Regions from separate parts of the Homo sapiens genome. Here region 2 is linked to region 1. A link is an interaction called in ENCODE POLR2A ChIA-PET data of the cell type or tissue named here. Cell type or tissue: K562. All regions are shown on one strand. Region 1 overlaps P4HA1 (prolyl 4-hydroxylase subunit alpha 1). Region 2 overlaps PSAP (prosaposin).

Region 1 (4,000 bases):
GACCTCAATTTACTATGCCTGAATTTAAAAAACCTTAATATTGTATTTGAAAATAGTGAATAGTGACCATTGCCACCAAGTAGAGTGATAGTAATAAGTAAAACACTAATCTTTGATATAAGGGTGATTACTAATAAATTGAATAAACTGATATATTTTAACGACTTTATTGAGCAAAATTGACAGGACAAATTGCATATATTTACAGTGTACAATTTGATAAATTTGACAAAAATATCTACTTAAAAAAATATCAGTACAATCAAGATAAGGAACATATCCATCACCTTCAAGAGTATCCTCAAGGTCAGGCACAGTGGCTTAGGCCTGTAATCCCAACCCTTTGGGTGGCCGAGGCAGGAGGACTGCTTGAGCCCAGGAGTTCCAGACCAGCCTGGGCGACATAGAAAGACTTCATCTCTACACAAAATAAAATAACATTAGCTGGGTGTGATGGTGCCTGCCTGTAATCCTAGCTACTTGGGAGGCCGAGGCAGGAGGATTGCTTGAGCTGGGGAGGTTGAGTCTTCAATGAACTGTGATTGTGCTACTGTACTCCAGCCTGGTGACCGAAATGAGTCTCTGTCTCAAAAAAGAGTATACTTGGCCAGGCGCAGTGGCTCACACCTGTAATCCCAACACTCTGGGGGGCCGAGGCAGGAGGACTGCTTGAGCCCAGAAGTTCAAGACCAGCCTGCGCAACATGGTAAAACCCTGTCTCTACAAAAAAATTAAAAAGCCAGGTGTGGTGTTGTGTGCCTGCAGTCCCCGCTACTTGGGAGACTGAGGTGGGAGACTCACCCAAAGCCTGGAGATTAAGGCTGCGGTGAGCCAAGATCACGCTACTGCACTCTAGCCGGGGCATCGGCAGTATCCTTATGACTTTTTGTAATCCCTTCTTTTGCTCCTTACTACCCTCTCTGTATCCCTAGGAAACCATTGTTTCCTTTCTGTTGCTTAAGATTAGTTTTTATTTTCTAGAATTTTATAAAAATGGAATTGTATATACGCTTTTTTTTTTTTTTTTTAGCACGGGGAATCTCCTTACACTCAGCATAATTTGAGATTCATCCATGTTGTTATGTGTTCATAGTTTTTTATTGTTGAATAGTATTTTATTTTATGAATATACCATGATTTTTTTTAACCCATTTACCCTTTGATGGACATTTGGATTGTTTTCACTTTTTGACTATTATGAATAAAGCTGCTATGAGCATTCATGTACAAGTTGTTGGAGAGAGATATGCTTTCTTTTCTCTTATATTAATGCCTAGGAGTGCAATAGCTAGATGTGATAGGGAAATATTTTTTCCCAGTTGTTGGCTTGTCTTCATTCTTTAAACAGTGTGCTTCAAAGAGCAGTTTCTATTCACAGACAACATGTCTGTGACTCTTCAAAAAAGCTCTAGTGAATAGGTTAATTCAGCAGAGTTGTAGCTTAGAAGGTCAATATACAACAGTAAATTGTATTTCTATATACTAATAATGAACAATTAGAAACTAAAGTGAAAAATTCCCATCTCATTAGCACTAAAAACCATGAAATACTTAAGTATTAACTTTTCAAATGGTGTGTAATATTTGTATGTTGAAAATTATGAAACACTGATTATATCATGTTCATGGATTAGAAGACTCAGTATTAAGATACCTACTCTTCTCAAACTGATTTATAGATTCAGCACATTTCTAGTCCAAATCTCAGAGGATTTCTTATAGAAATTAATGAGCCGATTCTAAAATTAATATGGAAAACCAAAGGAACTAGAAAAGCTAAAACAATTTTGAAAAAGAATAACAAAGTTGGAAGATTCATACTACCTGATTTCAACTTAGTTTAAAGCTGCAATAACCAAGACTGTGGTATTGGAGAAAAGATAGACATACAGATCAATTGAACAAAATAGAGAATTTAGTCACACAAAAATTGTCAATTCATTTTGAAAAAGTTTAAGGGCAGTTCAACAGAGGATAGTCTGGAACAGTTGAATATTCATATGCAAAGAAAAAACAATCTTTGTTTTATTTGGGCACCAAGTATCCACTGTTGGACACTGGGCAGTCCCTTGCCCAGGAATTTATGTGAATATTGGGACAAGTGACATGAATCCACCAGTGGATATGAAATAAAGTTTAATCACACAGTAAACAGCAAAAGGACTCCTCAAGGTCAAGGACTTAGGTTTAGTCCAGGATGAAGCAAGAGTGAAACAGGGTGGGTGGCTTTGGTTTTTATTGACCAGAAGGTGGAACTTGTTTGATGGTCCCCATGTGTGGTATTTACATGGTTTCAACTTCACACCAGTACCAAGGGAGGGAATACTGGTCCCCAAGTGTGGTATTTATATGGTTTCAACTTTACACCAATACCAAGGGAGGGAGTACCTGGGCTTTCTTACAGACTTACCCAGATGTGGGACAAAAGGGAGAGAGGTGTGGGACCTGAAGGCAATCTGCACTCAAACATCAAAATGAAATCTTTTTATTAGAGCCTCAATCTGTACTTGACACTGTATGCAAAAATTAGTTCAAAATGGTTCGTAGGCCGGGTCTGGTCGCACACGTTTGTAATCCCAGCATTTTGGGAGGTTGAGGCAGGAGGATTGCTTGAGCCCAGGAGTTTGAGACTAGCCTTGGCAAGAGTGAGACCCGTTTCTATTTTAAAAAATGTTCATAGATTGTGAAGTAAAATGTACAGCTATAAAATATTTGAAAGAAAACATAGGACAAAAATATTTTTGACCATGGGTCAGGCAGAGATTTCTTGGACATGATGCCAAGAACATGATTCATAAATGAACAAACTGATAAATTAGACTTCATCAAAATTAAGAAATTCTGCTCTTCCAAACACACTGTTGAGAGAATAAAAAGACTTCACAGACTGGGAGAAAATATTCCCCATCACATATCTGACAAAAAATAGACTGTATAAGGAACTCAAAGCTGGGCATGGTGGCTCACGTCTGTAATCCCAGCACTTTGGGAGGCCAAGACTGGAGGATTGCTTGAAAATCCAGGAGTTTGAGACCAGCTTGGGCAACATAGCAAGACCCCATCTCTATTAAAAAAAGTAAACAACCTAATTAAAAAGAGCAAAAGATTTGAGTAGACACTATGCAGGAAGGTGTATGAACAGCAGATAAACACCCCAAAAGGTGTTAAACATAGGCCAGGCATGGTGGGTCATGCCTGTAATCCCAGCACTTTGGGAAGCTGAGGTGGGTGGACCATCTGAGGTCAGGAGTTCAAGACTAGCCCGGCCAACATAGCGAAACCGTCTCTACTAAAAATACAAAATTGGTCAGGTGTGGTGGCACGTGCCTGTAATCCCAGCTACCTAGGAGGCTGAGACACGAGAATCACTTGAACCCAGGAGGTGGAGGTTGCAGTGAGACAAGATTGTGCCACTGCATTCCAGCCTGGGCGACAGAGTGAGACTCTGTCTCAAAAAAAAAAAAAAAAAATAAAGGCATTAAACATCATTAGTAATTATGGAATTGCAAATTAAACCCATAATGAGATAGTACTATATGTCTATTGTGAAAATTAAGATATTAAGAGAAACTAAGGAAAAAACGGCAATACAAAATGCTGGTAAGAATGGGAGCAATGGAAACTTTCATCCTTTGCTGTTGGAAGGGCAAATAGTGTAGCTACTTTGGAGAAACGTTTGGCAGTTTTTTATGAAGGTAAATATATACTTGTCATATGACCCAACATTCCCGCTCCTAGGTATTTACCCAAGTGAAATGAGAACTTAGGTTGATTTCCTCTTTTTTTTTTTTTTTTTTTTTTTTTTGAGATGCACTCTCACTCTTTTACCCAGGCTGGAGTGCAGTGACACAATCTCGGCTCACTGCAACCTCCACCTCCTGGGTTCAAGCAATTCTCCTGCCTCAGCCTCCCAAGTAGCTGGGATTTACAGGCATGTGCCACCACGCCTGGCTAATTTTTGTATTTTTAGTAGAGATGGGGTTTCACCATGTTGGCCAGG
Region 2 (4,000 bases), 1.2 Mb after region 1:
CAGTGATTTGTCAAGTCCTTGAAGTACATTTGACAGGTTGTTTTGTTTCTTTTTTTTTTTTTTGGAGCAGAAAGTTTAATAGGCAGAAGAAAGGAGAAAGGAGAGCAGCTCTCTCTTGTGAGAGAGAGGCATCCGAAAGGGAGAAGCCTGACAGGTTGTTATTGAGATGGGAGTCTTGCTCTGTCCCCAGGCTGGTGTGCAGTGGCGCGATCTCGGCTCACTGCCACTTCCGCCTTCCGGGTTCAAGCGATTTTCCCACCTCTGCCTCCCGAGTAGCTAGGATTATAGGTGCCCACCACCATGCCTATAAAATCCACCTCTGGTATATATGGGCTTATGGTTAACCACAATATTTAGTTGACCAAAGGACCCTCTTCCCTGAACACTCGGGTAAATGGGAGGTAATTTTTTGTATTTTAGTAGAGATGGGGTTTCACCATGTTGGCCAGGCTGGTCTTGAACTCCTGACCTCAAGTAATCCGCCTGCCTCGGCCTCCCAAAGTGCTGGGATTACAGGTGTGAGCCACCGCACCCGGCCCTGACAGGTTGTTTTGAGAACAAACTATGAGAGTTGAAGTGTGTTGGATTGATTGGTGTGGCATTTTGTAGATGAGGGAAAGGAGAACTTGGTCTTCCATTTTCTTGGTGAGTGAGACCATGGGATGTCCAGGCAGCTGTGGGGAAGTGGAAGGGTAGGGCGGGGTGTTGCTGGCTGGGAACAGCACCTAATGAGGCATGCTTAGGAAGTTCTCAAGGCCAAGACCAAAGCCACTTAGACAGGTGTGCATGGCAGCTTTGGAGGCAGCTTCTAGCAGAGATTCTAGGTTACTGGCTACCAGGCTGTAAGCCTTGCTTTCTGGCTCCTTTTTGGTTCTGCCACCAGGAAGGAGGGTCTGGATATTCTTCAGATCAATGAAAGAGAGTACTAATTAGAATTACATTGCCCTGCTTGCCTTTTTTTTTTTTTTTTTTTTTTTTTGAGACAGGGTCTTACTCTGTTGCCCAGGCTGGAGTGCAGTGGCACCATCTCAGCTCACTGCAACCTCCACCTCCCGGGTTTAAGTGATTCTCATACCTCAGCCTCCCAGGTAGCTGATAGCTGGGATTGCAGGCACCTGCCACCATGCCTGGCTAATTTTTGTATTTTTAGTAGAGAAAGGGTTTTGCCATGTTAGCCAGGCTGGTCTCAAACTCCTGACCTCAAGTGATCTGTCTGCCTCGGCCTCCCAAAGTGTTGGGATTACAGGCGTGAGTCGCCGCACCTGGCTTTTTTTTTTTTTTTTTTAAGGGCTTTAAAACAATGATGATAAATACAGTGATTGGGATGAAGATTTTGGCTGTTGCAAAAGTACTAATTGCTTTATTTTTTATTACATGAAGTTCCAAAAAAATAACTTTGTGGCATTTGTAATTTTGTATGTTGGGACAAGATGATAATGTGGAGTGGAAGTTTCACATTATCTCATTGCTGACAGTAGCCGTACGACCTTGGGCAAGTTGCTTAAACTCTCCCGTATTTCATCATTTGTAAAGTGGCATTACTCATCTATTTCACTGGGTTGCTGTTTAGCTTTAATAAATTAGGTTAATACAGAAAAGGGCTTAGTTAGTATTCTTTGTTGCTGTACCACTAATAAAAGTAATGTATTGTCAATATCTTTGTCCCCAACAGCACAGCGGCCTATTTTCTGCCCTTGATTTTGTGATTTCCTTTGGCGTCTTTAATTTCAAAGGACGTTGTGACTTTAACAAAATTAAATTGACTTATTAAAAACATACATGCTGGGTATAATTAGTGAGTCAGGAAAACAAGCCAGGGTAGGTAGACAGCAGTTAGGAGGGAGTTGGCAGGCAGTTCATAGTCTAGGTAGCCAAACTAGGTTTAGCTGCCAGGGGATCTTGACATCAGAGCAGCCCAGCAGATCAGAGCTGGTTCCTGGTAACCCGAATGCTTGGGTCTAGATCTGTTGTCACTAATCCTGGACCTGAGGTTGTCTGTTCCAGCCCCCTAGTTCGGTTTCCCCATTCGTAAATGGAGGCGAGCTGTTTAGAGTAGATAATAGATGGACGTGGGAAGCCAGGTCAGTCAGTAGAATGGAGTATAGAGTACAAGGTTTGTCCCTGCCACTGCTGTCCCCAGGCCCTCCCCAAACAGCCTGGTAGCAGCTCCCTTAGAAGCTTGCAGAGGTACATCCCATGTGTGAGTTCCTTCTGCCTTTTTTCTTTTTAACACAAATAGTAGTATATTCTACTGACTGTTTTGCTTGTTGCTCCTTAAATTGTGAAACATTTGAAAAGTGGAAAAGTGATTATCATAAACATGTGTACGCAACACCCAGGTTAAGAAATGGAACCTGATAACCCAGCTGCCCCCGTAGAGAGCCACCTTCCTGGACTTGTTTTTCCTCCCCGTTAGGTCTTTTTCCTTCCATACATGTGACTGGAAGCTTCAGCAGTGTGTATAGAGTATTGTTTTGGATATTTTAAACATTTTGCAAATATTGTATCCAATAAATAGTCTTTCTCTTTATCCTTGGGGGTTATGTTCCAAGACCCTCAGGGGTTGCCAGAAGCTGTGGGTGGGACCAAATCTTATTTATATATGTATGTTTTATCTTATGCATACATACCTGTGATAAAGTTTAGTTTATAAATTAGGCACAGTAAGGGATTAACAACAACTAGTAATACAGAACAATTAAAACAATATATAATAAAAATTATGTGAATGTGGTCTTTCTCAGGATACATTTTCAGACCACATTTGACTGTGGGAATACATTTTCAAACCACATTTGACCGTGGGTAACTGCAACGGTAGAAAAGGAAGCTATGGTTAAGGAGGGACCACTGTATATTGTTAGGTTAGTTTTTTGTTTTGCTAGGGAGGTTTTTCTATGTTGAAAATGTATAGATTACTGTTATGTCTTTTAGAATTTGTCTAGAAGGCTTTCTGGTTTTTACTGGAAAGCCCCCTACAAAAATATGTAGGTCTATTTCATTTTCACTACAATATAGTATTCCATTTATGTAATTTCTTTTTTTGACACAGAGTCTTGCTCTGTTGCCCAGGCTGGAGTGCAGTGGTGTGATCTTGGCTCACTGCAACCTCCACCTCCTGAGTTCAAGTGATTCTCCTGTCTCAGCCTCCCGAGTAGCTGGGATTATGGGTGCACGCCACCATGCCTGGCTAACGTTTGTATTTTTAGTACACACAGGGTTTCACCATGTTGGCCAGGCTGGTCTCAAACTCCTGACCTCAGGTGTTCTGCCCACCTCAGCCCCCCAAAGTGCTGGGATTAGAGGCATAAGCCACTGAGCCTGGCCTGTATCATTTCTGTTCTAGTGATAGACATTTAGATAATTTCTAGTTTTTTCTATTACAGCCTGCTTCTGTAAAAATTCTCGTACATGTCTCCTTGTGTACATGGAAAACATTTATCTAGGGCATATGTCTAAGAGCAGAATTGCTGAGTTGTGGAGTAACTAACAATTGTAGAAGTGCTCTCAAATGATCTTGGCAGTTGCCATTCCATAACGTATTCAGTTTCCAGTTACTGCATGCCCTTGTTAACATTTGATATTGTTAAAACTTTCAATTTTGCTAATTTGATAGGAGTAAAATGACTTAGTGGTTTCATTTGCATTTCTTCTTGTTTTCTTAAACAATATATCCTAGAGGTAATTTCATGCTAACACAGATAGATGTACTTAAATTTTAAAATTTGAGATAATGTTAGATTTACAGAAAAGTTACAAAGGTAGTATACTGAGTTCCTGTATACCCTTCCCCCAGCTTCCCCTACTGTTAACGTGTTGTATAACCATGGTACATTTGCCAAAAGCAAGTAATTAATATCAGGACACTGTCAGTATCTAGATTGCAAACTTTATTTGGATTTTTACCAGTTTTTCCACTAATCTCATTTTTTGGTTCCTGGGTCCAACCCAGTATGCCACATTGCCCTTGGCTGTCAGGTCTCCTTAATCTCTTCCCACT

Evidence for each region. Peaks named below come from ENCODE experiments on the same cell type or tissue, not always from the same donor. Only the 100,000 strongest peaks of a DNase experiment are listed, where the experiment ranks them.
Region 2: POLR2A ChIA-PET joins it to region 1 with 5 read pairs; 3 of 35 experiments call an interaction of 5 or more read pairs at or near these places.

What each region holds. Positions count from the first base shown.
Region 1 is chr10:73,086,739-73,090,738 of GRCh38, reverse strand. All of the region lies in intron 1 of P4HA1 (prolyl 4-hydroxylase subunit alpha 1), which reads left to right. Among named protein-coding and RNA genes, the nearest start is that of P4HA1, 8.1 kb to the left of the region's middle. In K562, no CTCF peak of the experiment used is centred here; no DNase peak of the experiment used is centred here.
Region 2 is chr10:71,843,711-71,847,710 of GRCh38, reverse strand. The region is part of intron 1 of PSAP (prosaposin); the gene reads left to right. It also overlaps the pseudogene RNU7-38P. Among named protein-coding and RNA genes, the nearest start is that of PSAP, 5.5 kb to the left of the region's middle. In K562, no CTCF peak of the experiment used is centred here; a DNase peak (open chromatin) is centred at 2,016.